Regions from separate parts of the Mus musculus genome. Here all the other regions are linked to region 3. Evidence: chromatin loops called from intact Hi-C (ENCODE). Cell type or tissue: left cerebral cortex. All regions are shown on one strand. Links, peaks and the distances in the headings refer to the core of each region. The heading gives the core; the rest is flanking DNA. Region 1 overlaps Gm32546 (a long non-coding RNA gene). Region 2 overlaps Pak7 (p21 (RAC1) activated kinase 7). Region 3 overlaps Plcb4 (phospholipase C, beta 4).

Region 1 (10,677 bases), core at 1,220-9,219, 480 kb before region 3:
CTGTTGCAGGCTTGGTTTTCTAGTCATGGTCAGGATCTATGATTGTTAGGACCCAGGTTCAGAACTGACATTTTAAGTTTGCTGTGTTCAATCAGTCAACACTAACCCCAAGGCCATGGCAGAGTCACCAGCCTGGAGAATCTCACAGAAGAAATGCTACTGTCACCTTGGAAAGGGCGTGGGTAAGGAAAGCTCAGAGAATTAAGACCATTTTTGTTAGATTTTGTTGTTGTCTTACTACAGTTTATTATAGTAGCAAAATTACAGTAAGGTACAAGCAATAAAAAACAATTTTATGGTTGAAGGTCACCACAACATGAAGAGCTGAATTACAGGGTCACAGATTAGGAAAGTTGAGAATCACTGAAGACTAGTTTTGTAATACACTGCATTGTGAGCACAGTATACTCCATTTTGATGTTTTGAGAAGTTTTATATTTTAATTTTGTATCAGAACTTCCATAGTTACTTTTTATATATCCTTAGAAGAAAATGTGCTTTGTAAGGTGCAAAAATGTGGAAAATTAATAATTACATGCTTTAAATTCTCATTCTCTTTGGTGTCCACCTAATAATGTGCACAGTTATTTTAAGCATGTCACTGTTGCCTACAGATAAAGCCCGGGTTTGTTTCCCTAGAGGAAATGGGGCTTTGATACTTTATAGAGAGAAAGTTTTGTTAGGCTTTCAATGAGAACACAAATAGTTTCTCAATTGACATCCTGTCATTGAAACTAGGGAGGAAATGGACAGTACCTGTAGACAAAGTAATGAGACTGAACCCAAGAATGACCTGGCAGGGGTCACTTGTCACTTTTATCATTAGCATCAAGAGTTGCACTTGCCATTAATAAAATTTCAGAAGAGAAGTTTGCAAATCATGTGTGTACAGTGCCAGACTGTAACTATTTTCTTTGGGCCACACAGTCTTTATCATAACTACAGAATTCTGGCATGAGTAGTCATAACAATATTTAAATGAACGGAGAAAGCTATATTCTTGTATAATTTTATCTAGAAAATAGCTGGTAGGTCGGTCCTTAGGCTACATGTTTCTAGTTCCAGTTTAGAAGAAAATTCTTATGCAGTCTAGGAGGAATAAGGCAAAAAGAACAAAGGAGTTCAGAAAGTGAGTCCTGAGAATTGAAATGAAGTGAGAACAAGGCCAAGGATGGAAAACTAAGATGCCATTACAGAATGTAGACCCCAAACAAAGAACAACTTGGCAACTGGCTTACATCTAGTAGAAGAGTCTATTCAGCTCTCTGGAAGCCAAGAGACAGCAAACACTGAAACAAGCACAGAAGAGGCCTCATGCATTTGGTGATTATATCTGCCATTTCCATAGAAGGTAAAAATTACAGATTCTGGATTCTGCAAACTACAGTCTCTGGAAACACTAGGCCATGTATGATTTTCATGATAAGGCCTCTTGAATAAATAACTAATAATAGTTAGTTGAAACTTTGTTCACCTCAAGGATAATATTCTTTACTATGATGAAAATATAATAATTAACAGCACAATATTTAGCAGAACTTAAAAATATCTTAATTTGCTTTAATAAATATGAAAAGATCATGCAAGCATCAAAGACCTTTGGAAGGGTGGGGATCAGGATAGAAAGTAAATGTCTCTGAGGAAGTACAGTTGTGAGCCATCTTTTCAAAAACCTGGATAGACTAATGAATAAAATATTAAAGAGCATGCATTTGCACTTTATTTTTGGATGTGAATAACCATGTCTTATAAAACATAAAGGAAGATGATGCATGGACAAGAACGAGGTATTGGAAAGCAGGAGTCCTGGAAAATAATACAAATATATCCAAGGAATCTTCAGAGACATTCAATGTGAAGAAAAATAAATGAAATTATAAATCTAAAAAAAAAAGAAATCTTGCTAAAGCTCTTATGGAAGAAAGATAAAATCCAACCTTCTGGAAGGTTCAAGGGAATAAACCCCAAGCTTTAAGAGAAGCCTAGAACAGTGACTGCAGGCAGTCAAGGATCAAGGACAACTCCTAACTTCTAGAAACATTCTTATAATCAAGTTTGTTATAAAATTCACAAAGACCTAGAGGAAACTCTTGTTTACAAAATAAATAACCTTGACACTTTTGAATAATTGCATTGGGCAGCTGAAATAACTACCAAATCACCAGTGTGAGAAGATAAAATAAATCAGAGATGACAGATGATATATTTCTCCTGGATATAATCTTCGTTAACAATAGCTGGAAAGATTGAGGCCATTTCCCATCCACACTGACTGATGAGGTGTCAGCTGGTGCAGGCTGCAAGAACAAATAAAGGGTGTGAGGTTTCTCACTGGGCTTAGCCAAGCTCTGCTGGAAAATAAACGTAAAAGCTTTGCAGCACAATAAGGGGATATCGAGGAGCAGAAAGATAGTGTTAAAGTCGATTCAGCACGAAATGTATAGGTAATGAAAGGAACGTAATAAGCTGCAGGGGAGATGACCATTTAGAGGATTTGAGAAGATGAGAAAGAATTACAGAACACTGAGCTATTCATATGATATTCATGCTGATATGTCTATCTACTTAAGATAAAAATGAATACTAGCATAAAAGAGTAATCTTCAAAACCATAGGATTGTAAAACTAAGTTTGAGGAATACTGGATTCTAAAACCGTAAAAGAAATTTTCTAAGTCAGTGGGAAAACTGTACATTTCATTAGAATCACCAGTATGGCTTGTTGAGATGTGGGTAGCTGACCCCAGTCCAAACTTCTACATCAGATGTCTTAAGGAAATTACTAAACATTTTCATTAAAAATGCTGATGATACATGTGTGTGGAGAACCTTTTGGGGGTACCGCTTGGCAGGAATCTGACTTTGGCCAAGGACAAGGAAATGGGCTTCAGGCAGGAATGAGATATTAGGCCATGACCAGGAAGTAAGCTCAGGCAGGAATCTGACATCAGGGCATGATAAGAAAGTTCAGGCAAAAATCTAACTTTAGGCTATAATAGGGAAGTAGGTTAAGGCAGGAATTTTTATCTTAGGGTGGAACAAAAGAAGTAGGCTTTAGGCAAGAATCAAATCTGGGGCTTGGACAAGGAAGTGGGCTCAGGTATTTTGGTCATTCTTACAAGCCCTTGGAAACAACTGTCACAGGAGTAATCACGGGACTTTGCTTACTGCCTTGCTAGCTCCTTATTGTACAGCTTGCCCTTAATACTTGCATGTAATTAAAATGGTATAAAAGCAGATTGAAAAAAATTAAACCTGTCTTCAGTTTCAGAATTGGCTGGGATCATGCTACAATGTTGCCTAACTGTCATTTTTCCTTTTAATCCTTACTCCTGCTGTGGAGAACCTGTTGACTGAACACTTTTGTGGTGTATACTGGTGATGCTCCTGGGTCTGGGTTTTGAGAAAATGTTCTATATGGAATCCTGGTGTGTACTGGAATTACACAGACCTCCTGTAGATCTTACACTCAGAACCTATGAGTGAGGCTCAGGGACTATTGCTGTCTGAAGTATTTCATGTGATTGTAGTGCCACAGGATCTGCGAACCTGCAGTTAGCCAGCATAGTGCTTTCAACAGTTGCCTGAAATTACTATAGTCATCATTAAAGACTTTTTTCATAGACATATTCCGAAACGATCAAGTCCAGTGCACAGGCTTCTCTGTTGTCTTGGAACAACTTCTGATCTATCCATGGAACAGAACCTTTTTTGACCTGGATTCTGGTGGTGTTTAATTGAGAAGCTTGAGGAGTCGCCCCTAGGACAGAGAAAATCTGTAATTCTAGCACTAGAGAATTCAATCATCCACCTTGCCTAAGAGCAAAGCACAGCTTGCAAGTATCAAATTCAGTACCTTTAGATTCTTGTGACAATAACCCTGTTAGAACAGTTACATCATTTTTGAAAGGTCCCTTGTGCATCTTCTTAGTCAATTATAATCTTACCCAAAGGCTGAGAAGTGAGACCTGTCTTTACTGTCACCACATATTAGTTTTTACCTGTTCTTCCAGTGTCTAGAAATGTTAATCTAGACAGGAACTTAATGAACCACAAATCTGAGAATAATTTTCTGTTTTCCTATGAGCATTTATTGAGTAATTAGTGCTGCCTTAAAACAAAGTAAAATGTCACTTCTTGACTAGATCAATGTTGAATCATTTCCATTTAGTTTTTATAATATAATTACCTCTTGTCTATATGACCTATGCTTCAGTAGCTCTGAATAGTTTCAAACTCTCTATATTATCTTGCTTTCCCATTCATTCCTATTATTATGTGTAATATAAAGTATGTATGGCAGAATATTAATAACTAATAATAAGGTGAAACAACTATAATAATATACTATAATAAAAGTTATGTAGAAACAGTATGTCTGTCTTCAAAACAAGCTCTAAAACTCTGCAACTATGGATTTTGTAATTACCAGGCAGGTAGTACATATTCTGCTCAAAAGGGTGATTCAGTTCTTGATGATCTGATAATTTCCAGGTAGGACAGAAATAGATTACCTGGCATTTCACTATACTAGAGATCGAATGCAGTTTAAAACACACACATTATCTATTGCTGGATTTTCCCAAGTTTTCAATCAAAGTTGACTGCTGGGAGCTGAAACCAACGAAATGGGGACTGCAGATGAGGTTGATGACTGTGTACTTCAGGTTTTTTTAAAAAAAATTTCTTATCACAAATATTTTACGATTGTGATATCAAAAATTTTTGGAATGAAGAAGTTTAAATTTTCTTCTGAAGTTCTCAGCATGAAACAATTTCTCAAGATGCAAAAATCTGTGGATTATGATTAAAAGAAGTAATCTACATACTTCAGTCTGTGTCAGAGCTTGATAAAAATTCAAAGACTCAGGTCTTGTTCCACTTCAAGAAACCTGGTGAGTCATGTTCTGTATTAATTCTGTAGGCAGCCACGGAGAAACTACAAAATAATTAAGTGCAGTGTAATTGTCAGCAATGCCCAAAAGGTGGCTCTCTTGATCACACTAATGAACCTGAACCAAGCTCCTTTTCACAAGGTATTGCCAGAGTCCTTATGGAAATGAAGGCAGTTAATTAGCAGAATGGTTAAAATTCCCTTTCTCCTTGAATGTCTTTGAACTTGTGACTCCCTGGATGAACATGTAGGAATTCTCATTCCTGAACTTTAAAACTTGTCTTAACTTTTTCATTGTTTTTGTTTTAACGTACAAATTCCAGTCTTTCTCAGGAAGAACTCAGGTGTGTCTACACAAAATGATCAAATTGCTCCCTGGATCGTCTTGCCTTGACTCCCCCAGAGGGTGAGGAACTGATGCACTCTGCTCTGGTTTGGACTTACAGGGACCGAGATCCTTAAAGGTAATATTGACAATGATGTTAAGAACTAAATGGCTCCCTCTTCAGCCTAGTGTTAATACATCTGCTCAACTGCACTGGTTCTGACCTCAACATTGGCTCCGTTCGCTGTTCACTAAGAAATAACAAGCTATGTGGAAGTGCTCAGTGTCTTCCATTGTATCAGTCAGTTATTGCTGCTTCTATATCAGCATAAAATAACAAAACACTTGTGTACTAGACCAATATTTAAATTATTTTCTAATGTAGTAATCACATCTGATCCATGGAGGATATGTTCAAGCTAGTGACAATTAGACACACATTACAACCTTACCCCAGTGCCCCAGTCCAGAGCAGTAAATTCTATAGACCTTTGGTTCTAGGTAACATCCAAATACCCAGTTTAATTTGTAATTGTTCCCAGTGCCAGCCATTTCCAAATAATGTCTACGGAACGTAATTCACGAAGCAAGTAAACATCCATGATGCCCACTTTGGGTGGCGTGACAGCAGAGCTGAGAGGAGAGAAAGGACATGGTTTAGACTAAGTTGAATCAGGTATGAATCAACTCATCTCTCCTGTAACTGAGTGTTCCATTGCTATCTTTTCAGCTCACTCGGCTCAGCCTCACTCCGGTCATCTACTTAAGGAGTCATTTTTTAATTATATGGATAATGTATTCGGAGAGGATATTCAAGGTCATAAACAGAGCTCCCAGATATTGTATAACCCAAAATGAGGAAGAAAGTCATTTGGGGGAACATTCTGTTGGTTAGTTTTTGTTTGGAGTAAATTTACAGAGAAATGTAAATGCATGGACTTTACAATGGCTTTACTCTTCTATGTTAGTATCATGCTCACCTCCTGGGCATCTTCTCCTGGCTTTGGAACACACTCAATTGCTACCTTAAGCCCTTAGCTAGTGACTTCCAGGAGTCTGTATGAAAGCTGGGATTGTTTACTTGTTCAATTGATTGGTTTTTGCTTTGGGCACAGCAGCTGAGATAACTCAGATAAGTCTATCTTTTAAAGTTCCTTCTCAGGACGCACGATAGCTGGAGTGATGTACTGACAAGATGCCTCCCAGCCCCTGTCTCACTCTCCCCTGGCCTATCAGGGCTCGGAGCATCCTATTCTCTTTCCAGCCCCATGTGTGTTTTGACTGATTTGTTGGTTTGTTTATTTGTTTATTTACCGAATCTAGAACTTACCATATAGCTCAAGGAGCTACGTACTTCATGTTGCCCTTGAACTCACCATGCCACCCAGGCTGAGGTGGACATTGCGGCAGTTTTCCTAGCTTAGCCTCCCTTGTGTTGGGATTGTGGGTGTATGGTGTTGTACAGTATAAGAGAGACTCTGTTATAATATCCCCATACATCCATAAGATGTGGCTTCATCATGTTTAAAGATCTATTATTCTCCATTGCCAAAAAAATCCGGAAAAAATAACAATAAAAAAATAACAATATTCCCTGGGTGAAAAGAAGGAGACGCGTGGTTAATGCATTTGGACCATCCACTGTCTGCAAGTTGATGTGTGTACCGGGGCACCCTCTCCAGCTGCTGTAAGCATTGCTAATGTGCAACTCAGTTGCCCTCTTCTATGTACCCTTGCACATAGCTGGTGACCTACAGTAGGTTATAACTCTCTTTTCTGTAGGTAGAGGAGGGTATCAGGGATATCAAGGTCATCTCGTCATGCAAGATGGCTGCTGGAATGGTAAGCCATCAGCGATGAGAAGTAGAGAAAAGAAATAGTCAAATAGTCAGGAACTCGACAAGAAAGTACTGTTCTAGTAAGATGCCACTCTGCTCTCCTCAGCTCTCTTTGTCCTTTTTCAGGCTCTGCGACGCTCTTTGCCTGTGGTTGGCTACACTCTACCCTCTGGCTGCATCAGTTTCAAGAGAGGCATGAGTGTCAGCTAGCTATATGACTACTCCAAATCATGCTGCAGTTCCAGTACATGGAAAAAAGTGGATAATGGACATTGTGCGCCAATTTACAACCTTTACCCATGCAATGTCATCTAGTCTATTTAATTCTAAATTTTCTCCTATGTAAAACAGGGATAACAGAGTTGAAAGTATTAAATATAGGTACAGTGCCTAAACAGCATTTGTGCTGTTTGGTATATGTTAATTAATATATGAGGTATTGATATTATTACTATTCCTGCCCTATTGAGTGCTTCATAGTCACTGGAAAAACGAGATGAAAACAAGGTATATAAATGATGGTACAATTTGGTATAGAACTGAATCCCTAAATCAACAGAGTCAGTGGGTCCTATAGATGTGAGCACAGTTCACCAGGAAGAGAGATTTAGCTATGCTGTGCAAAGTAGGTGGAATATAAAAGGAAGAAGTAATTAGGAGTCCTGAAATTTCTTCAATAGTACTTTTCAGAAGAGTCTTTTCATGCCTGTAGTTCAGTTTGCTGATGATAATTCATTTACATATTGCCACTTGGGGAACTATATTTGCATTTCAAGTCAACGATCAGCTGTTTTGCAGTAGAATTTTTTCCCCTCCTCTTCTCAGTGAAAGTAAAACAGCTTCATCCAAACAGGGAAAGACTTGGTGGAAGCTGGCCACGGGAATGTGGCTAAACTCAATCCACCAGAAACAAATGGACCCATCCAGAGCTAGGTCAGGGCTTCTCAGCATGTACCAAATGGAAGCATTAGAACCACCAGGTGTTCTTGTGATGCACCCCAGACCTGCTGGGGCAGAGTTTGCATTTGATCTGGATCAGGGAGCTCAAAACCAAACCCATTTGAGCAATGAAACCAATCCGTTTGCAAGCTGGGAGAAGTCTCTCTGAAAACAGCAACTGTGTGTTTTCTCAAATGTCTCCCCACTTCTTCCCCCTGAGAAGGGCACCACGCCCTTTGATGAATTTCAGCATTCACTCTACCTATATGGCTCTACTCCTGAGCTAATGAGGTCTTTCATCTTATGACAGCCAGCCCCAAGCACAGTTCATTAACCCAAACAAGCCTCCATACTCTCTGAGAGGAGCATGTCTTTTGGAGAAAGTTCATTCATTATGAGTAGGAGAGATGCTATATCCTTCTTGATAGTTTTCTCACTACTTGTATTATCTTCAATTTAAGTTGTTCCAAAAGAAAACATTTAGGTTTCTTATTCATTTTCACATTTATTTTAATATGGCAAAATCATTTACAAAAGTTGCTTAAACTAGCACCTCTTAATGGAATTAGATCCCAGCACATAAAGGTCCTACAGGGGCCATTGCTGGATCTCCTCTTTGTAGTATTGACTATCTATTCCTTTCTCGTATAACTGAGATACCTTTGTGATGCCTGACTTTCCCATGCACACGCATTACATGTGACTACCATGTAAAACAAGGGAGGCAGCCAATGCCAATAGGCACATGTAATATTCACCATTTTAACTGCTCTTCAGTGAATGGAAGATTCTCTTTAACAAATGACCCTCTTAGAAGCAGCATCTACCTTAGAGTATGTCTACCAATCAAAGCACATTAGAAACCTCAAGGCAACACAGCTTATTTAGAAGAGAAGATTCTAGTGGAATAGGGGTCTTTTGTATGTAGAAACCAGAAAACTAGCTTAAAAATCGTAGTCAGGATGTAAAATGAGAAGCATAGGCAAAGACAATCAGACATTAATAATCTGCCTTTGGTGGAAGCAATGTAAGGATAGACTCTGTGATACCCTAGAGAGACTTTGGAAGTAGGTTCCTGAGAAAGAAAACAATATGGATCTAGTAGCGAGAACTGAGGTACAGACCAAAGCAGAAAAACAAAACAAAACAAAGCCAGGCATGGTGGTGCACACCTTTAATCCCAGCACTGGGCAGGCAGAGGCAGAAGGATTTCTGAGTTTGAGGCCAGCCTGGTCTACAAAGTGAGTTCCAGGACAGCGAGGGCTACTCAGAGAAACCCTGTCTCAAAAAAACCAAAAACCAAACACCAAACCAAACCAACCAAACAACAACAACAACAAAAAACAGAGGCATAGTGCCATTCAGAGCTGGATAGAGATGACTTGTTTATGAGAACAGGGGTGCTATAAACATTTTAAATCTCTTTTACCTAAGGTCAGAATTGACTTTCAAAGATTTAAGGTAGTCAAATAATTCCATATCTGAGAAAAGGATGTGAACGGAATGAACAAACCAACCCTTTTCTGGCAGTACTTAACAGCCATAGGATCATTAAAGTAAACATCTTCAACTGGTTTCATGCCAAGAAAAGAGACTAGACTCCCAAGACAAAACATGTTTGGATGCTGAAGGAATCTTGAAGGTGAAAATTGATCATACAACACGGTTTGCCAGTTCAATGCAGACAAAGGGAAGGAGGAGCCGAAGTAGGATGCTACTCATCCCAGGCTGGCATGGAGGCGTAGAGCATATGATTCACTTTCATGGTATCATGGATTCAATCCCAAGTGCTCACATCAGAAATGGAGATTTGTTTTCTCTGGACACACATGAATACACACAAACATACACACATGCACACACACACACACACACACACACAAACACACACATGCACAAACACTCTCTTTCACACATTATTCTTTCTCACAAAAACTCTTCCTCTCTCTCTCTCTCTCTCTCTCTCTCTCTCTCTCTCTCTCACACACACACACACACACACACACACACACACACAAACACACATATACACATCTAAACATGAGCTTGCTCAAAACTATGCAGACTATGCATGATAATAATGCAGCTGAGTTTCCCTAAACAGTATATGCCTGAAGTAAATGAATATCAACAGACGTAACAAACAGCTCTGGAAGAAAACAGCTCTCACCAGAAGAGAAACCTGCTAGTGCTGATTATTTCTCATAATTAAAAACAAAACAAAACAAACATTATGACCTCATTTATAGAACGAGTACAATACTTTAGTAGCTCTTTACACAGTTCATTTTAATGTACTTCTAATGCCTTTTTAAACTTCATAACTTATACTTTTAAGATGCTTCTGAAAATGGTCTAATTAATTTTTAGTCCTGGGAGATCCTCAGTTTCTCCCTGTGAGAGTGTTGCTAAAAGCTGAAGGAAGAGGTCTACACACACCCACACCTTCAGCACTGTGCACACGGCTGCAGATTTTGCTAATTTTGTATCTTCTTGATCAGTCATTTAAGAGAAGATGTAAAAATGTGTTTGAAAATTAATTTTTGTTCACAAATTAAATAATTACCTGTTTTGAAACACACAGATCATCAGAAAAGATGCCTCAGTTGTTGATTCTACAAGCAAATAACTATTAAAACATCCAATTAGTTTTTATACCTAGTGAGACTTCACTGGAGAAAA
Region 2 (10,677 bases), core at 996-8,995, 180 kb before region 3:
CTGTGCTCCAGCTACCCATGCCTTCCTCCTGTTAATCCTGGAAATCATGAGTCTTTTTACTCTCTGCATAGCTTTACCTTTTACAAATTGTTATAGGTTTGCTCTCTCTCTATCACATATGATAATGATTCTCTACCTTCCTGATGCTGCAGCCCTTTAACACAGTCCCTCATGTTGGGGTGACCCCAACCATAAAGTTATTTCATTGCAACTTCAAAACTAATTTTGACACTGTTATGAATTGTAACATAAATATCTGATATGCAGAACGTCTGATATGCGACCCCCAAAGGGGTCACAACCCACAGGTTGAGAACTGTTGTTTATAATCTACTATATATTCACCTAAGTACATGGATTTTTTGCTGGAATTTTGATCTGAATTAAGCTACATCTGTAGATCAAGTTGAAGTAAGAACATTATGTCATCTGATCCATGATCATGGAATATTTATTTGTTTACTCAATTCCTTTTTATATTTTCGTTAACATTTTGTACTTTGGAGCACACAGATCTTGTCTGTGTTTGTTAGATTTATACCTGTAAATTGCAATGAAGATGCTAATCAGAATGGTATTTTTTTTTTAATTCTGAGCTTCACTTATCCATCAATGATACACAGGAACCAACTGATGTTTTATATAAGAAATAATGCGATTTCTTTATTCACTTTAGTCTGTTTAATATTTCCTTTCTATTAATTTTTGGTTGCCATACAGAGTACTAGGTCTGATCATGACATCTTCTTACATAGGCCCTTATGCTTTCTTCTGGTTCACCCTCTTCCCTTTCTGTCCTCCCCCCCCCCCCCCCGTTGTTTCTTCTGTTCTACCAGGCTCCTCTTCTTCCCTCATCAGTCCTCCCTGTTTTCCTATTGCATGTATACCATCCCTCCCTCATTTCCCACTTCCTTTGAGGTCTCTTCCTCTTCTCTCATTACCCCCGTTCTGGGCTTTTGATGTATAAATAAACTTATATAATCACACATAACATACATACCTATCCCCACGCTGCAAAAAGTTTATTATTATATAGTTTAGAATTGTAAACTCTGACTCTTTTTAACTACTTGTCATTGCAGAATTTGGTTAATACTTTCTAATTTTGTACATAACTGATCATGCCCTCTTATTTTAAAAAAAAAAAAGAACATCATTCATTCTTTCTTCCGATCTGTAGCCTTCCTCAGCCTTGTTCTATAAAGTCTTATCAACTGTAACTTCTAGTACAATCTTGAAAGGAATGGTGAGACAGATCACTGTTTCCTTCTATTTTGCCACATCAGAGAAGCTTCTGGAACCAAATGCAGAATCAGTGATCGATTCTTACAACCGCTCTTCATCTAGTCCGGGAAGTTCTCTTCAATTTCTTTACTGTTGATGTGATCATGAGACTTTCCTCTGTAGCCTGTTGTATGAACAGCAGTGTGATGTGGGATTGTTATTGCATAGCCAGGATAAATCTTACCGCTTTGTGGTGTATTGTTATGTTTTAGATTGCTAAATTTGTTTTCAAATGAGGATATTTAGAGCTGTGTTCATGAGACAGGTTTATCTATAGATTAATTTTCTTGTGATAGAGAGTGCTGTGTTAGCCTTAAATTTTGGTAGAAGTCACCACTGAACTCAATTGTGTGTGTGTGTGTGAATGTGTGTGTGTGTGTGTGTGTGTGTGTTCTTATACATGTGATCCAGAGGTAGATACAAGTATCTTTGAGTTTGTTGAAATCCACAGCATGTGCAATGACAGGAGCAGCCCCTAGTAGAGTGTGTAGGCTGCACCTGATAACACAGGTTCATCAGCCCCCAAACTCCACCAGTCTGGTAGGCACCTGACTGATAGTGCAGGAGGCAGCTCATGTGTGGGGACACAGGACATTTCTTTACCTTTTAGATTTGCTGTGAAGACAAAATTGCTATACAAAAATAAACTACACTAAAGAGTATTACCCCCACACACACACCAAAAAGATGACTGATCGCATTTGGCTAGTAAGCCATAATTTGTTCAGTCTCAGCTTAGATCAGGTGTTTGTTGAAGGAATAAATGAAAGAATAGAAATATATGTTCTAAAAGAAATATATGTTCTAGATGTATGCACCATGTGGAGATGAGCAATCGAAGATAGATGTCTTCCTCGATTACTTGTCCCCTTACTTTTTGACGCAGGGTCTCTCACTGAACAGAAGCCCACCACTGCTGTAGTTACAGCCGAATACCCTATGCTCTGGTTTCCCATGGGTTCAGAGATCTGATCTCAGCTCTCCCTGCTTGCAGGACAGGTGCTTTTCCAACAGATCTGTCTCCCACCTTTCAAAAATTTTAATGGCTGTGCTATCTGTATTGATGTTCCTTCTTTCATTTCTGACAGTGGTAGTGTGAGTCCTCTCTCTTTCTTGGTTATCCAAGCTAGATGTTTAGCAATTTCATTTATGTTTTCAAAGAATAAGACTTTGGTTTTCTTGGGGCTTTTTTTCTACTGATTTTCTGTTTCCAGTTTCATTGATATATGCTCTAATTTTTATCTGTTTGTCTTCTTCGACCTTCTCCTTCTTTTATTTTATTGGATTTAATTTGCATGACTTTGATTGTTTATTTGTTTGTTTGTTTTGCAGTACTGAAAGGTAGAATAGTATGTAGTGACTTGATTTTTCTCTCTTCTCTCTAGTATGTGTAAGGCACTGACTTTGCTGCATCCCACACGCCCTGATGTTATACTTTCAGTTTAATTAACTTAAAACATTTTTAAATTGTTCTTGAGAATTCCTTTTGATTTGTGTGTTACTTGGAATTGTACTGTTTAATACCTGTTTATCTGGGGGAAACTTTCCAGTTATCTTTCTGGTATTGATTTCTTGTTTATTCTAGAATGAAAACATTGTATTATTTTTGTAATTTTAAATATTTTTAGGTATGTTTTGTGACCCAGAGTTATTTGGTGAATGCTCTTGGAGAGCTTAAGAAGAAAATGTACTCTTGTGTTTAATGAAGTAGTTAAATAAATGGACATTTTATCCAGTGATTAAAGTTGCCTTTCAATGACTCCTGCCTGCTGAATTTTCCTAGTGTATTAGGGATTCTGAAGGTTTCAACTCTAAGAGTGAATTCATCTCTTTCTCCCCATAGTTGTATCAGTTTTTGCTTCTTGTATTTTGCAACTCTATTTTTAGGCTCATCTCTGTTGGGGATTGGTTCTTTCTGTTTGTTTGTTTGTTTGTTTGGAGGATTTTTGTTCTTTGGCTTTTTTTGTTTGTTGGTTGGTTGATTGGTTGGTTGTTTATGTGTTCACTTGGAACATTGACTTCCTTTATCATCATTTGATAATCTATCTATTACAATTTTTCTCACTTAAAAGTCTGTGCTGTCTGAAATCATTATAGCAACTCCTCCTAGTTTCTTTTGATGGATGTTAGATGCCTTGCCCCATCCATTTACTTTTAATCCGCAAAGCCTTGTATTTTAAGTGGCTTTTTCTAGACCAGTGGCTGTCAACTCTCATAATGCTGTGACTCTTTAATATAGTTCTTCATATTGTAGTGATCTCTTGCTAGAACCTATGTAAAATATAAAGGCCTAGATAAAATTAAGATGCAGGTAAAATGCTAAAGTCTAGGTAACTGTTACTTGGATGGCCTGCCATTGTAAGGAAACTTTCTCATATGATTTTGCTACTACTAGGAAACTTTCTCATGCCAAGATTGATTGCATAATCTGTTATGATCTGTGCCCTTAGAAACCAGTCACAAATAGAAGTCAATATAACTGTTTTGCATGGTTACCCACAATAAGATTGGACCAGAACCAACCTCCCAGCAGAACTCCCTGCACCTATATATAAGTTTTTATGGCTTAAGCTGCCCGTCGGATGGACCCCAACATACAAGAAGTCTTGAATCTGGACTGCAGCTCTGGTCAACCCGTCCTGAAACATATGCTCAATAAACAATCCCTGTGCCTGGGGTAGGTGTTTGTTTTGTGAGGCAAATCCTGAACTCCCAGACCCAAACCATAAAATTATTTTATTGCTACTTCATAACTATAATTTTGATACTGTTATGAATCTTAGTATCTAATATGCAGAATATCTGATATGTGACCTCCCAAAGGGTCATAACTGTAATTTTGACAGTTATTAATCCAATATTAATATCTGGTATATGACCTCTCTCAAGGGGTCACAAGCACAGGTTGATAACCACTGCTCTAGACAATAGATTTTGGGGGTATTAATCTTTTATCCATTTTGATGATCTCTATGTTTTACAGGATATGTTTTGTAGAGATACACTTGACCAATAATACTTAAAAGTAGCCACTGATACAAATGGGTATGTGTTTACCATATAAGTTTCTATCTGTTGCTCATTATTTTGTTTCTTTTTCTCTTTAACATATTTTTTAATTGGTTGTTTTTGTTGAAGCTCATCCTCAGCTTGATAGGGGGTCCTAAAAGGGGTGTTTGGGATTAGCAGATGATACAAACGGACAGCTCTATGTTCTGCTCAAGACAGCTCTCTGCTGAGCGTTCTCTCTTACAGACCAAAGCACAGTTTGTTATTATGCATAAGCTGCTTCCTTAAGAATTGCATATCAGTTTGGTCATTTACACCAGGATCCCTTTTTATTAACCTATGAATCAGCATTTTATGACCTTAGCCCCAAAACTCTAAAGACAGCCACATGGCCTAAACTGCCAAGTTCTGCAGCTTGCTGGAACTGGGACAGGGCCCCATTGTTCTATTACATTATCATCAGCTTTCTGTTTTCCAACTCCTTCTCTGTCTAAGCTTGGCTGACCTGGAACTTGTTCTGTACACAGACCTTGAACTCAGAGTTCTTCGTGGCTCTGTCTCCTGAATGCTGGGATTAAAGGTGTGTACCACCATGCCTGGGCCTAAACTGTTTATGGCCACTATTCCTCAAGATCCAGATCAAAAGCCTGTGTCTTCCAGCCTCAAGATGTGGATCATAAGTGTGCCCTCCATTTCTGGATTGTAGTCCATTCCAGATTAAAAGTTCAAACTCTCCCTTGTTCAACATCAAACCCAACAATAAGCTTAGCTGGGTAGGATTTTGCCCTGAGATCATCACTCCCTAGATATCTTTATCTCCTTTAATATCTTTCTGACAAAGCTGGCTCATGTGTGCAGCTGCCTCCGTTCTTTCAGTTTGGTGAAGCCCCTCATACGGTTCATACTGCATGTGTGTACTTTGTATAGTTAAGAAATCTTGCACGGAACAATTTTTACACTGATTTATATTTTCTTGATTTCATGTTTTTGGGGTTTTTTTTCATACCCTTAAGGGTTGTCCTGAAGGTCACAGCATTATTATTTTGCTGAGGAACACCAGGCACATTCTTGCTGCCTATAATCGTGTTGTTTCTGATTATCATGGAGTCATTAATCTTGGCAGGGACAACATTACCAAAAGAGGAACATAAAGTAAAATGATTATTCAGAGAAACCGTACACCTACAGCAACCATCAGCACTTGAGAAAACCCATCATTGTTCCTAAATATTTCATCCATGTTTTACATCAATGTTTTTCTCTGTGTTTTCTGGGTTGAAATGTTGCTGTTGAGATCATTTGAAACCCAGAGATTCTTCAGCTCTCTACCCTACCAATGAGCCCATTAAAGGGATTCTTCATTTCTTTGGGATTAATTTTAATCCCAATCATTTTTTTCTTATCATTTTCTTCTCTGGCTTATTTTGCTCATTTGCTCTTACATGGTGTCTACTTTCTTCATCACAGTTTTTGGTATATTAATCATAGCTACTTAAAATTCCTAGTCTCATCATCCCAACATCTGTGCCACATCTGGGCTTGATGTTTTCTCTGTCTCATCAAAATGTATTTTTATTTATTTTATTTTATTTTATTTTATTTTATTTTATTTTATTTGCCTTTTGGTGTAATGGATAGTAGGTGCCAGGAATTGTGTAAATATGGTTTTGATGATATGGAGGTCTAATGTGGAGAGACTGCAATGGTTCTCTAGTCCTGGGATTCGATCCTAGACTTTCATCAAAGCTGTTCCCTGCTGTGTAAAGCCTCAGATTTACTACTTTCATTTTTACTCTAGTTAGGTCAGGTGGGACAGGATGGCTAGAAGAAATCAGAGCTGGTATTTTTTTTTCTCCTGAAAGATTAGTTGTGTACAGAGAAAAAAAAACTCCAGTAGTTCAGGATCTGGTCCAGTAAATTCTTTAGAGGAAATACGTCCTAAAAAGAGAAGGGTGTGGGATGTCTTAAATGGCTCCTTTCACCTTACCCCTTGCAGAAATAAGAATGAATTAGTCTGTTAGCAGTGATGGAGACCTAAACCTGATTAATTCCTGGAGGTAAGACTTAGAATTAAGTGGAAACACTCTATTTACTCAAGACTGGGCACTCCTGGAGATTTGAGCCCTGAGATTAGGATTGGCCTATTTATCAATCATACTCTACAGGTACTCCCCACAGAGGATCTGCACACGGAACTTCACTACTGGTTCTATATGCCATTCTGTCTGTCCAGTTTAGGAAAGGCCATTTTCCCTGTTGCATTATTTATTTGAAACCACAATGAATTTGCTCAGCTCAGAATGTCACTTCTCCCTACAAGTCATAACTTCTAAACCTTTGGTATGCAAAGTCAAAAAAAAAAATTCCTGCCTATTTTTCTAATAGAATTTGATTACAGCACAGTGGCCCTCACTCATTATGAATTTTCTGTCAGTTTCTGAAATGCTGTGTTAGCATCTTTGACTAGTTGCCACAGTCTGTCTGGCCCACAGAAACTTAAATATCAGCTCTTGGAACTCTCACAGAAAATGATGACTGTTCTAGACAACAAGAATGTATTCATTAATATGTCAAATAAAAACGTTTTTCTTATCTATGGTGTTTATACACTAGTAATATATTACATTATACACAATATATCATATTCTAATATAAAAGGTGACATATTTCAGTTGTAATAAGTGTCAGAAGGAAACAAAAAGCAAAGAAGGGGCAGACAGAGTCTAGAGAGTGTCGAGGAACATCAGAAGAATTTCAGCAGAGCTGTGAATGAGGAGCCTGACTAGAGGTGACAGGGCTTGTACTGTCTGGGCAGACAAGAGAAGCTCTGTGTCCATGCCAAGTCCCTGTTCAGTTGACCCATCCCACTGGACTATTTTCTGTTAAGGACCAATCGCCCTGTGGACAGAATCACATTGCTTGAAGAACTTAGAGAACACACACACACACAATGTTTTAGGACAGGCTCCCCTAGGCAGATAAGACTGTAAATCAGGTACAAAGGACTCATGAAGGAAGTACTCCAGCAAGATCAAGCAAGGGCAACAGGAGGGAAGGCAGGAAGAGGTTGCTGAGAAGGCTGGCACAGCTTCAAGCCAATTCTCTATGTCAACTGTTTGATGGGGCACTATAGAAATGAACCATTCTTCAAGTTAATATTCTCCTTTGGAGAAAGGGATGAGGTCTCTGTTGCAAAGCTATGCATAGATGCCTTTTCCGCACTTAACAGACACCAGGCTCCTGCAGTCATTGGGCAGGGCCATACTCACTCAAGGAGAGGAAGAATAAATTGACAGGTGTTATTGACTCTCTGCTTATGCAAGCAAAGTGACTCTGGAGCAAAAGGAGAGTTTCTCACAGGTGGGTTACTTGGTCCATACCTGCTTCTTCAACAAAATGCCCGAAACTGAGTAATTTATAAACAACAGAAGTGCATTTGTCACAGTTCTGGAGACAGGGAAGTGCAAGATCAAGGTGATAGGTCTGGTGTCTAGAAGTGTTGGTCTCATGTGTATGAAGAGCTAGAAAAGGAAATGGAGTCTGATTAGTTCTCATTACCCTTTGTATAAGGTTATCTCTGAAAGCTCGCCCCACCCCAATGTTGTCCTAACCTTGGAGTTCAAGTTACTACACATGAACTTTTGAAGAGACTCAAGCATTCAAACCAGAGTTTGATCATAGCTCAGTGCAGTTTGTCACTTTCAGGTGCAGTTTGTGAAACCTAAGAATCTGGGGAGGAAAGGGCAGGTCAGAGAGTTAATTCGTCCAAGTAAATTCAGGTAAGTAGTCCGTGGACTCTGTTACATACACCAGTGAGGAAATTCTATATGATATCATCAGTGTGTCAGCATCTTATATTTAATCACTTAAGCAGCAGCCATGTGGTATTCACTAAACACTTATATTATTGTAAAACAGGAAGTCTATAATTCTAGCTCACATCTGTAATCCTGGGATTCAGGAAGCTGAAGAAAGAGGAACAGCTGTTCAAGGCTAGCTTGGGCTACATGAGACCTCGTTTCATTTGAGAAGGAAAAAGAGGAATGTTGCAAGATTACCCTGTCCCAAGAAAGACCTGGCCAGGTCTTCCCTGAGCCAGCAGTGTTGTTTGAAAATTCCAGAGAAACTTAGCACAGATAACTTGTGGCCTAGGACTATTCACTCTCATCTCCAAGTAGAATGTAGCAGAGTTGTTCTGTAGTAATCTGATTACCTGAAAGGCACTGGTTTAAAAAGAAAATTTCTATTAAGCACTTGCAGCTGCTTTAATTTATACTCACACCAGGGGGCAGCCTTGAGTGTTTTTGAAATCTGCAATTCTCACAAAACAGTGGTTGGCTTAATTGAACACACACACACACACACACACACACACACACACACACACACACACACACACACATGTTACCTCTAGGGAAAATTAGCATTTGGCATTTGGCATTTCACTTCCACTGTGACTAGCTGATTACCAGCCTTCTGTCTGATGGATTTTGCAGTATTACCTGTCCATCTGCCCCGTCTGTGTTTCTCTACTCCACTTGGGACATTCTGGGATCCATTTGAATTTTAAACAGGAAAATATACTACCTGCTTTAAAGAGCCACCAACCAATAAATGGGTCAGTTTTTAAATTCCTAGAACATTTTTAAAGGCTATTATTTAATATATTGTCTTGCTAGTATAAAATCTTGCAGGATATCCTGTCCAGTGGTCAATATAGGATGGCTATATGTCCCTGCCTCTGATATCTTTGGGTGGCTAAGGATTAGCATCCAAGTTCCCAGCCTGTTCTTTTCATGGGCTCTTCAGTGCCACATGGTCTTCACTGTTGACATATGCCCCACAGAAAAAAAAGAGCGGTTTACCTCTGCTCCTGTTTAAGTCAAACAGGGACACCCTGGATGCCCATCCATTAGGAGAAAAGCTTCAGAGAGTGCTAGGGACTCCAGCTGTGGGCAATGAATTCATTTAACTCACCACTACAGCTCACACTCCACAGGAAGGCCAGTAGGAACATCTAAATCAGAGTGGCTGTAGAGAAGCTAAGTCAGGTCACTCCTCATTGCTAGAGGACCAACAAGATCACAGTCCTACCCTCATTCCAATGTCATCTGATCACCCCTACCAAGTGACATAAAGCCACAATGTCTCACTGCCAAGCCACATTCTTCTTTCATCTGGTGGAATCTACACTTTCCCAGGCATGGGTACCACTTGGTGAAGAGCCATCACTTATTCACTGGCTTTATTCTTCACCACTGAGTATTACTCATTGCTTGCACCTCCTGTCTCCCATTCTTATTTTCATTTGCAGTGATATCAGGAAAAGGAGCTGCTACTGGGCAGCTTGATTTATTAAGATTGTCAGCCCCAATCTCCCACTGATACTAGAACATGATGGAAGGGAGCTGCAGAGGAAACAAATTTAATGTAAGGGACTCAAACAGCATTTTCGACAGCTTCCTAAACATATATTCATCTTAGAATCACCCTCCAGATCTCATGTCTCACTTGAGATATGTGCACACTGGACACACACTTCTCTTTTAAAAACACTCAGCCAGGTTGTGCAAAAAAAAGATATTTGGTGGTTAAAATGTTCGTGCTCTAATTTCAAAAATGAGATGGAAAATCAAAAAGAAGACATTATTAGAACTCATGAAGCTTGGACCATGTTATCACAGCTAACGACAGCTACAATTTCCCTTCTGTCTGAATCCACTGTGGAAAGCAACTCTACCTCCTGTTCTTGGAATGATCTGCTTGATGTAGATATTGGCTAAAATAGCCATGGAATCTCCTTTTCATTTCCTAATTCAGATAATATTAAAGTCAATCAAGGGTGGTAAGCACCATGTTAGAACCCCTGGTTCTGAATCTGCTGAGAATGAGCTGCCAGCCTGATGATGATCCATCACCTCTAAATAGTATAGAGTGTTTCCCATCTCTTATATTGACTGTTTCTTTTTCCCCCCAAACGTCACATATTAATTGTCCCCTATGTGATGTTATTTGGAGTTGGCACCTTTGATAAGTCATGAGAGCCTTTCAGTCATTAACAAGACCCCAGAGGGCTTCCTCAGCTCTTCCACTGCCTGAGTCTCCAAGACAGCTGTCATTGAGGCAAAGAATGGGTCCTCCCCGGCACTGGAAATACTACTTTGTCATCATAAGTGTGAGGAACCAGTTTCTGTAGTTTAAAAGCCGCCCATTCTATGGTACTACATGAAAAGGGCCAACATGGACTAAAAGATATTACAAAACAAAGCATCTGTGCTTTTGCAACTTACCACCATCAAAATAAGAACAGTAACAGTGAACCTTCCTGTCCTGTACATCTCAGGGCCTGTCTCGGTTAGTTATGTTTGTTAACTTGACACAACC
Region 3 (10,677 bases), core at 1,607-9,606:
AATCAATACAATTATTTGATCTTTTTCCTGGAATTTTCTATATTAGAACAAAACAGTTTTTGAGTAACTACTCTTTGAAAGCAAAATTCCTAGGCAGAGGTTATAAATGTACTCTCCTCTGAATACGGCTGGAAAAAAACAGCAAGGAAATATACAGGTGAAGTATATTATGAAGACATCACGCCCTCCACACGTCACGGAGCTGTCCGGACCTGTGGAATGAAGCCAGGGCTGCGGCTATGGGCTATGTCCTGAGATCTCTTCTAGTTCTTGGATTCTATCAGGCTGCATATTAACCCCTGAATTCTTGCAAAGAAACACAGCAAAAGACAACCAGTGCTAGACTTGGCCTACTTTCTTTATGACATTAACCCTGGTTAGCGGTGAGGGAGTTGTTTAATTGTAAATGTCAGTGTTGAGTTTTATCTTTTATAAAGCTAGGGAGTAACTTATTTCACATTTACCTTCCAAACAACTATGCTGTTCATTTATTTGGTTCTCATATTATCTCATTTAAAACAGCAATTTTTTTGAAGTATAAGTGATATATACTAAACTATATGCAGTTAGTTATACAGTAAGATCAATTTTATGGACATGTGAGTGTGTCTTTAGAACTATCACCACAGTGAAGACAGCAAGCCTTCCTAGTGCCCCCGAAGCTTCTCTGTGACCCTTCCATCTGTGTCCAGGCACAGGTGCTAATTTGCTCCCTGTTAGCATAGCTTACATTTCTCAGAACTTCATGTGAATGTCATCAGATGGGAGATACTTTCTAGACTGTGTACTTTACTTAAAGCACCTCATAGTTTTAGTAACAAAAACTCAGAAGACAGCATACATTGGGTCCAAGTTGAGAGCAACTTACAATTCTTACACCGTGATGTTAAACATGTCTTCTTCTAGGTGCATTTGTATACGTCTGTATGATAAAATAGTCTGTGGTGAGCAGGGGCATACCTGCACTGAGCACGTGGCTGCAATAACCCCGTCCACAGGGGTTTCAGAGAAGGGGTCAAATGTCCGATCAGGCCGCCTCATGAAATCTGGCTTGAGAAGGTACCTGGCAGGACAGAAACACAGGGGGTTTATTCTACTGACGGCTTGTGCAATGACTATTAAATACAAGCTACTTCCTTTCTCTCTTCCATAACTCAGGAGCTACACTTACAGGTAGAAGGTTCTAACGGTCCTGAAGAGCATCATCAACCAACCTAGGCTGCTCAGGGTGTGCTGTGCTATTAAACAACAGACCACCTCTTTGCTTGAACAAGGGGAAGAGAGTGGTATGCTGACAAGCTGTCTCCTTTTACCAAAGGTTTAGTTCCTGAGTCCTTTGACATTTGGCCAAATGTCTGCCTCTTTTCCTTGTAGAAAGACTACTTGTTAACTTAGCTGTGGGTCTTTTCCTCCTTTCTATATAACTTGAGTGCCCTTCACAGTCCACAGCACAGGGCAATGTAGTGCTTACTCCACGGGTATGGGTGAGAGAGACTCAGACGGAAGGAGTTTTGCTATGTACAGGCACTCTGGCAGATAACTAACAGATGTGCACAGGTAGAGAGTGTTCAGATATTAGAGTTGTTTGAAAACCTGTTACCTCACCTTATTTTCCATGATGGAGATTAAGGTAGCTCACTAGGCAAGCCACCACACAGAACTCCTAGACAGCATTACCACTGGCCAACAGAGAATTCCTACGCATCCATGTGGGAGCCACTGGGCTGTGGTCTCAGCTGAGTTTTTGGTGCTTACGGAATTCAAGTTCCGGACTTTTATTCAACTTCTCGGTATTTCAGAAGAATTAACATTTCCTATTTTGCTACTTGGTTCACAGATTTTTTAAGTGTTATTTAAGTAAAATAGAACAACATTCACAGCATTATATAACTCCTATTTATAAACATGCAAAAGATTCAAGAGAGGATGAAAGTTTATTCCTGGCTGAATTAAATTCAACTTTACACCCACAGCTTCATTTGAAATGAAATTTACTTCATTTCTGTATTCATCAGCAATAAGGCTATACATATTTGATGCCTAAATCTCTGGCTGAAGCCCAGATGAGCACGGCCCATTGCCTGTCTCTGACACAAGAACCTCCACTATTGAATTTCGAATGAAGTGATCAAATTCTAGAATATATGTGAGGAACTGCAGAGTTTGTGGTTAAAAGGAAAGAACCAGTTTAACAAAGTGGGACAGAGAAAAGGTCGAATATTTGTAAATGTAATCTAACTATGGACTTCATTTATTTTTACCCACACTTCAGAACCAGCATACATTCAGCTGTCCGTAATTGAAAATGACATGGTTTCATTAAAGCTGAGGTATAGAGTCTGAGATGAGGAGACAATAATTTAAATATCACTCACCCGCATGATCCATTATACTCAAATTTTCCTTGATTCAATTGCATCGCTAAATCTGTCAAAAGACAAAGTAATTTAACATCTCATCTCCCTGGACAGAGAAGATCCTGACAGGGTGACTGGAAACAATGAAAGCCATATTATTCCAAGGTCCAAAGCTCTCTCCATTAAACCATCGCATTCTATTGGCCTAGTTTAGGGGCCATGACTCTTTTCCATGCCGAAATGACCTCATATATTTAGTTTAAATTAAATACCAGGTACATTTTCATAGAGATTACCCTAGAACTGGCTTACTAAGCGGCATTTGGTATACAAGTCATACGATGCTTAACTCGATATTCAGAGTAGAGACGTAGTAGTTGGGGATATAGACACCAGCTATAGTTAGGGGTATGCGTTGTCTCAATGCCACATGGGACAGGGATGCTGGAGACACACAACAGGGCTATTAAGAACACAGAACTTGATTAAAAGGAACATTATAAAATGGATAAGAATCATAAAATGTTGCTGCTTACCCTCCCTCAGCCCCTGTGTGAGTGTTGGAACTCTCATAGGGCTACCCTGGGAATGGGAAGACCTGATTTATAAATTTTCTTTGTAAGCAGAGAAAGGTTTCTCTTTCTTCTTATAAATAAGAGAAGGACAAGGAGGGAGAGGAGGAGGAGGAGGAAGAGGAAGAGGGAGAGGAGGAGGAAGAGGAGGAGAGGAGGAGGAAGAGGAGGAGGAGGAGGGGGAGGAGGAGGAGGAGCAGGAAGAGGAGCAGTAACTAAATTAAGTGGATATTTTTCTTTCCATTCTTCAGAATGAAGCACACGTTTGCCCAGACAATGAACTGCTTTAGGATCACGCTGTCCTTTATCACGGACTCGCTGGCCTCCTGGAGGGCCGCTTGAGTCCTTGGTAAGTAAAGCACTGCCATCGTGTTGTCCTGTCCCTACTAAAAACACTCGAGATTCTTTCAAGACCTGGAAAAGACTCTTCTAGAAAGGATGGCTAGGATTCCACGCAGTGATCCATTGGTAAGGAGCTCTGGCCCTCAGGAAGGCTCCCCCAGGCGTGAAAAATACAGCCAGCTCATATTCCCACCAAAAGGAGGTGGTGAGTCCGGAGCAAGGACAGTGGTCCTCAGGTTAGAGTGACCAGAAAAGAAAACGGCTCCATGCCTGCAAAGTCCTGGCAAGGGTGCTGCTCACAAAGTGAGGGACTGACCAGACATGCGTTGCTATTTAGTTAGCTATTTTACTTTTATTCCTGTTTCTACCAAATTTTAAAGCCATGCAGAAGAACACGGTCATGTAAAATAAATATGGTTTGTGCCATCTGTCTCTCTCTTTTTTTTAATGCTTATTTTCCTATTTCCCAATCTGTAGTCACAGGATTATGGTCAGAGGCTCTGATGCAAACTTGGAAAACTTCAAGCATTTGTACATTTATCAAAAGTTAGAATTTGTAGGGGAAAAAAAAGCACCACTGTATGTTGAAACCCTGCCCGTGAATATATTCTGGAAGATTGAACTACAGATTAGTACTCTGATGACATCTCTTTGCATGGCATCTTACAGAGTTTACGATGAAAGTCTGTCATATTATGGTAGGTGCTGCTGCCATCCGTGTTTGCTGGATGGCCACCTTGGTTGTGGTATTTTCCAAAGGAGCAAAGAGACTAAGTTATCACACAAAGATACTGAAACCAAATCCCATCTCTGGGAACAAAGATGTAAGCTTGATACAGAAGAGAGAGAAATTAAAAATATTATAGAATAGGGGCTACTCATAGCATTGATGGAATGGATTAAAACTGAAATGGCATCTTCTGTTATGGCTTCGTTTTGGGGATTTAATTTTTTGCCATTAATATAAATGCAAGAAAAACAAATTTTTTTCACATGGCAGCTTCCTTTAAAAAGAAAATGCCTCAGGCCAACGGGAGCAGCTGCAATGGCTGCCCTGTCCCAATGTTCTTGTGGAATTCGGGGTCACTGGACATTAGCGCCTACCTGGGGTTTGATAGTTCAGTGAAACCATCTGGCAACCAGCGTTCCAGAAAATCTGAGGCATGTAATTACTGGAATCAACTCGGCCTCCCTTGGGGTAAATGCGGCTCATTTGTCGCTTATTGTAACTGGGTAACTGATTAAGGAAATCCAAGAGCAGCCAAGGCGAACGCACAACAGAGAACAACAACAGTGGGGTGCGGGACAATGGCAAGCAGGTAGATAGCACGGGGCCAATCCCCTTATAAACACTGCTCAGAGGAAATCACAGCTGCGGTGTGCATTCTGGAAACAACGCATGTACGTCTGGGGACACCATTTTACAGCGCTATGATAAAAATTATACAAAAAGCTAAATATTAAAATTATAGACCACTGCCAATCTACTGCAGAGATCCCTGCCGGTCCTTGAGAGCACCATTCATCCCATACAGTCCGTTAGGATACTTTACAAACTCAATCGCGTGCGTCTTCAAGTAGCCAAGGCCAACCGACTCGTTAAAAGAAGACATGTTATAGTGAATATTGCGCTCTGTAAAAGACAAGCAAAGATGTACTCAGAAACTCAGCCATCAAACCCCTCAAAAAGCAAGCAGCAGACAGAATCACAACCAGCATCTTACATCCCAGCTCAGGAAGAATTCGTGGCCCATGCTACATGACTGTGTGTGTCATTTGCTCTGAGTTTCACTAACTTTCTGTGCATATGATGAATTAAATGTGGACTCACTAAACAAGTGATATGCAACCCAAGTGTCATAGTCACTGCTGCGATATGCAGTTTTTGATAATAACGTACTCTTCGGGCCAGAAATGGTTAGGAAATACCTTTAACTACTTTTGAACGGGCTTTCGTGGGGAACCAACTTTTGAATAGGAGTTATGTACCACAGAACATCAAATCTTACTTCCCTAACTCAAGGCATTTGTACCCACTGATTAAGTTTTCCTCACTCTCCTGAAGCCATAGATTACACAATATACACACACAGGTAACAAAGACAGGTACTGTGCCTCATAAATATTACTAATATAGTTTGTCATAACAAAGTAAATAAAGAAGCCTTACGAAAGCATACGGAAAGCTACAAGCTAAGTCACAGTCTTGCACCGCCACCTCGTGGATGATTTGGAGAATGACAGCATAATACCACCACAAGTGAATCAAGTCAGGTGAAGTGATGGACATCCACAAAGAAAAAAGATGGCAACAAATCAGCGGGGCAGCCAGTGCGACAGGGAAGCAGACAGGAAAGCTACTGCATTTAACCTGCAATGTTACCTTCAGCCACGTGGAAACCTTGAAACTTCACGGGCTGGGCATAGTTGATCATCGTGGACAAGTACGGATGGATGTTCGTGGTAGCACCTACGTATTTATAAGATGCCATCCATGCTTGCTCATCCTCTACGGTGACCAGGCCCTGCAAGCACAAGGACAAACCCGTTTAAGTGGATGGCTTCAAAGGGACTCACGGATTCAGTTTAGGCATCCTAATTAAAAGAGTATCTGCATTGCGTAAATTAATATGTAACAGACCTTGTTGCTCTCTTAAAGTTTTACTTTAAAAGTCATAGGTTTTAATACAAAAGGAGATAACCTGAAAGCATTCATTTTATCTGTTAGGTTTTCAAAGGACCATCAAACGTTCAAGAAACTTTACCAGGTCTCACCCAACACCGACAGTGATAGACTGCAGTATTACCATTCAGGCCAATACACAAAGCTCCACTGGGTGGCCATCCAGCAATGGCATACATCAAAATCACCCACAGGCTTTGTAGGCAGAAACTGCAGGCCCCGCTGGAAGAGATCTGCTGGAGGAGGCCTAAAGGGTTGTCATTCCACAGCCGAGTTTTCAGGCACTGCCAATGGGGAACTGGAGACCACGTTTTAAAGTAATCTCTTCAGGAACTTGCAGCACACACACACATATGATTTAGTTATCTCTATTAATGCACTTACTATCAAAAGAACTTGGTAACTTGCTACATAGGACATATTACATTGTACAGAGAAAAACTACAAACGACTGTTTGCATTTCTTGAGAAATTAAAGCAAAAATAACTCATTCATCAACAAAATGGGTGTCCCGAAAAGTGGTCGGTATTTTGTTGGGAACTTTGGAGTTATTTTCCTCCAAGAGACTCAATCTAAGAACAGAAACAGCTCGGGTGCACAGTGAGTAAGGTCAGTTAGCTTATCTGCTCGCTTTGGCTGAGGACCTAACCTCTGCATCTTTGACATCAGCCTGCTTCTTCCTGTGAAAGTCTGTGATAGAGTACATGACACTTATGCCCATTTTCATCTTTTTCCATATAAGCCCAGAGTCCACTCACCATGCCAAATATGGGCAAGAGCCAAATCTGTTTTGTCCCATGTGTCTCATGCTCAGAACACCAGTGCTGTATGTTGGAGCCATGAGGGTATGCCCGCCGTGCTGTCTGCGGGGTCCTGTTGCACTTAGACTGAAATCTCCTCATCTTACTGAACTTGAAGGATTTTGGAATGTACCCCCGTGTATCATGAGAACTCCCAGTAGCCGCAGGGCAAAACTGAGGCCTTGGGGACTAAAATCATCCAGCTAACATGGAAAACATCGAATTAGCCAGTCTGTGTACTTCTGACCCTACCATCTTAAGAAAATCAATCCGGGCATAGAGGGTCCTTGTGAACACGGGAGGGTATCCCTTCAGGATGAATAGTCAGGAAATAAGATGACACTTCATTCTATATGCAACAAGACCCTACAGACAGCAAGGCAGGATGTTCTCTGTTCTGAATTGTGAGTGACAATCCGGGGAATTGGCAAATTCTGTGCGTGACTGCCATTGGTCTCGGCATTGCACAATGAAATACGTGTACAAACAACGAGAACCTTGTGGAGCATAAAAGAAAACAAAATGTAATATATTTTCTTCACAGTAAGGCCAGTGCCCAATGCGACTGAATTCTGAGAACCCTATGATGAATGGTAACCTTCAGAGGATTGGCACCTTCAGAACCACGATCGATTCCACCACACTATCATATGGCTCCGATTACCTACTGGTTATTTTTATCTTCACATTCAATATGCTAATAATTATGTAACCTTCTCCTTTGACGGAACTCTCATTCCATTTAAGGAGATAGTGTAGTACATTGAATACTTACTTCTAGGGAAACTGTCTCGCCTGCCTTGGTTATGTCTTAAATCGGCTTTAATGGTTGTACAGCAACTAGGTGAATCAGGCATGTGAATACTATGAACAGTGACCCTGGCACTGCAAGGGCCAGGAAGACCATCAAGGTTAATGTGAGAAGTCCACATGCGGGTGATTCCTGATGGAGAAAATGCTTGAGGATTGTTTTGTTACCTTTTTGTTGTTTTCATGTTCAAGGTCATCTGAGGTCTAAATTAGAGAAAGAGAATTATTTTGTTTACCTCTCTAAAGGGCAAATTTCCAAACTCATTCGTCTGTCCTTGGGTAAATAAGCATATGTAAACTTCTTACTCTATTTATTTCTTATAATGGTAGGTAAATTATTGATGACATGAAGCCGTCATCGAAAGCATATGTCGCAGGTATTCTAAAAATTCATGGTTTTATACTTTTATCAATCCTCATCTTGATGCTATTTCCCTCCCTTGTTGACAGTCTTAGTTGTTTCACTGTAAACATTTCACTAAGGATTAAAGCATGAAGGTTGAAAATGGTTGTCAATGTGGCCAGCTTCCCTTAAATGTAAAATGGAGTGCAAACGGTCGTCGGTAAGCCAACATTCATGTTTGTGACTCGGTGTTTGCATCCCAACCAAAAGCATGTGGTGAACCCTGACTTCAGTGTGATGGACTGATGGTCCCCAATATAATGATGGCTTGTTTATGATTGCTTTCTTTATGAGGGTATGAGTGGTATTCATTCAGTGGAAACTCACTCGATACTGTCAGGTTGCTCTTTTTATGGCTACAGATACACTTTGGAGTCCTCTTGTGATGCAGGACAGTGGCTCCTTGTCAGCCACCTAAGCCTGAGGGTAAATGACCAAAGTTCTAGAGGATGCTATGTTGCTAAGCTATACTGTTCAATTTAAGTGTGTTAGGTGCATTTTTAACCTACATTTTCAATGTTTAGAGTGGATTTATCATAATCACATTGTAAGGCAAGGCTTATCCAAACTTGGAGAAGGGGCTTGCAGGAAGTAATCAGGTCATAGGTGAATCCTCATGGTGAGGTTAGTCCTCTTAGAAGAAGAAATAAGAAAAATCTTACTTTCCCATTTTCTTTCCACTATGGGACAATGTACCTGCTAAAAGAGATTTCTGGAACATATTGACTGGCACCTTGACCTTGACATCCATCCCAGAGATCATCAGGAAATACATTTTTGGTATCTGAACCAGCAAGTCTGCTATTTCTGTCATGCCAGCCCCGCCTGAGACAGTACTGCTGAGTACTTTGTGGAGCACAGCAGCATCCTGAGTCTTAGTGGGCATCTGCTCTCTCATGGCACTCAGGATTCCCTGTCATCAGAAATGATAACATTTCTTTGACTTTTCTCCCAGACAAATAATCTCCTATCCTTCTGCCATCAAACCTTTGTACCTGCATCTCTGTCCATCATCCTCACAAAGCAGGCGTCCCTACTTCACTAACGACCACACCCTGACATTGCTATGATCTCGTCTAGTCTCACCACACCAGTGGCTTTCTTTCCAGAGCAGGAGACATCAGCCAGGTTGAAAAGAGCATCCGTTCCACATCTCACATCTCGGATATCAGCGCACTTGATTCTTCCAGTTCAAGACGGAAACAATTCCTCATCCTCTCTGCCTGTCTGTCCCGCCACTTCCTTTCCTCCAAGTGCTCTCCCAAAACTTCCCTATCCCACTGACCTCCATGCTACTAACCTAGTGGACACAGGTCTTCTTATCCAAAGCCCCTAACTGTCCTGTTCTCTTCGGTGTGGCTGCTGGCAAAGCCTTTGCTCTTTCCTCCTGGCTCCTCTCCCGTGAGCCCTCTATGGATTAGGGCTCCACACGGGCCTTCTTTTCTACCTCTCGTGAGTCATCTAAGCAATTCCCACGACTTCAAACATTATCTCTCGAACTCACTGCTCTTGCTCAACCTCCTTTCTACACACCAGTGCTGTTGTATGAGTGCTGACGACCGTGATAATGAGGATGAAAGTAATGAGAGCATAGCAGACCTGCTACTATACAGCGGCTGCCGTGTGGACGGCGCCGATGTAAGCTCTTTTGCTCTGTGATGAGAACCTGATGAAACAGACATTATGACCTTCGTTTTCAAGATGGGGAAGCAAAATCGGGGAGAGGTTAAATAACTTACCCAAGGTTAGATAGAACAAGAGGTCAGGGATCAATGTCCCTCCTCGGAACGTCCACTGGAACAGCTTACAGACCTCTCCAGTTGCCTGTCTCACTGGAAACTTCAGAGTCCTTTCTCATTGTTTCCCACCCCAGTCAACAGTACCACTGCCTACCCTGCTCCTCCAACAAGGATTCCAGGAGGTTACCTTGTTTCTCCTTACCTTCACGAAGTTCAGTCCATCATCGGGAAACTGTACCATTGCCTGTGCCCTTGCTATGCCTTGGACTCTTCTATCTCCTCCCTCTTTACTCTCTAACCACCAGGGCTGCTTCTGACCAGTTAAAAGCCCACTCTCACTGTTTTCCACACTTTTGCCTTTACTTTCCTCTAGGTGAGAGGCCACAAAGGGCCCGCCACAGTCTTCTATGATACCCTCTCCCCACTTAGTTTTATGTGAAACAGGTCATGTTACACCCTCATTTTTAATTTCTCATAGAAACTTCTCAATTACCTCATTTCCACCTGACACATATCACCTTGCTTCACCCTTCAATCATCCCATCTGCTCCACTCACGCCATCTCTGCTCTTACTGCGGTCCTGTGGTATGAAATGTTATTCTCTGTTTCTCTGCATAGTGAGTCCCTCTCTTCCTTATTCCAGTCGCCCTGTTCTCTCCTGGTCTCCACTTTAGCACTCATTTTTATTGTCATAATAGTTCGAGCCACAATTGAATTATAGGCTTCCTTGACTCTTTTACTCCGTGTTTCCCATCTGTTCTCCTGAACTGTAGGAGACCCGTAGAAGCTAACAAAAGGCAAAATGAAAGTGCATCCTAAGCTGGGCCTGACAAGTTCTAGGAACCCAATGACAACTTTCCTTGGCTGAATGGCTGGACTTTTTCATCCTTTTGCTAGGCGGATGCTTTTCTTGCCAGCTGGACCAGCTCTGTACCGAGGCTTCACCTGACACATCCAGAAGGCAGTTTC

Evidence for each region. Hi-C counts contacts between places; a loop is a spot of excess contacts. Peaks named below come from ENCODE experiments on the same cell type or tissue, not always from the same donor. Only the 100,000 strongest peaks of a DNase experiment are listed, where the experiment ranks them.
Region 1: it touches region 3 in a loop (3-fold over the local background); 2 of 42 quality-filtered maps call a loop at or near these places.
Region 2: a loop joins it to region 3, with 9 times the contacts of the local background. A loop is called at or near these places in 23 of 42 quality-filtered maps.

The regions. Positions count from the first base shown.
Region 1 is chr2:136,443,772-136,454,448 of GRCm38, reverse strand. Gm32546 (a long non-coding RNA gene) reads left to right here. Exons shown (of 6, transcript XR_866766.1): 4 at 5,217-5,357; 5 at 5,761-5,894; 6 at 7,183-9,189. Among named protein-coding and RNA genes, the nearest start is that of Gm32546, 37 kb to the left of the region's middle. In left cerebral cortex, for the core only: a CTCF peak has its summit at 4,976; DNase peaks (open chromatin) are centred at 4,979 and 7,926.
Region 2 is chr2:136,137,436-136,148,112 of GRCm38, reverse strand. The region is part of intron 3 of Pak7 (p21 (RAC1) activated kinase 7); the gene reads left to right. Gm14218 (a long non-coding RNA gene) reads right to left here. Exons shown (of 4, transcript XR_003953909.1): 1 at 10,584-10,677; 2 at 7,905-8,022; 3 at 7,674-7,814. Among named protein-coding and RNA genes, the nearest start is that of Gm14218, 5.8 kb to the right of the region's middle. In left cerebral cortex, for the core only: a CTCF peak has its summit at 8,547 (motif pointing right); a DNase peak (open chromatin) is centred at 8,590.
Region 3 is chr2:135,962,144-135,972,820 of GRCm38, reverse strand. It overlaps Plcb4 (phospholipase C, beta 4), which reads right to left. Exons shown (of 39, transcript NM_001355153.1): 21 at 5,655-5,796; 22 at 4,820-4,904; 23 at 4,376-4,500; 24 at 2,376-2,427; 25 at 961-1,063. Among named protein-coding and RNA genes, the nearest start is that of Lamp5, 90 kb to the left of the region's middle. In left cerebral cortex, for the core only: a CTCF peak has its summit at 5,488 (motif pointing left); DNase peaks (open chromatin) are centred at 4,858, 5,094, 5,474, 5,739 and 5 more places; H3K27ac peaks cover 2,620 bases.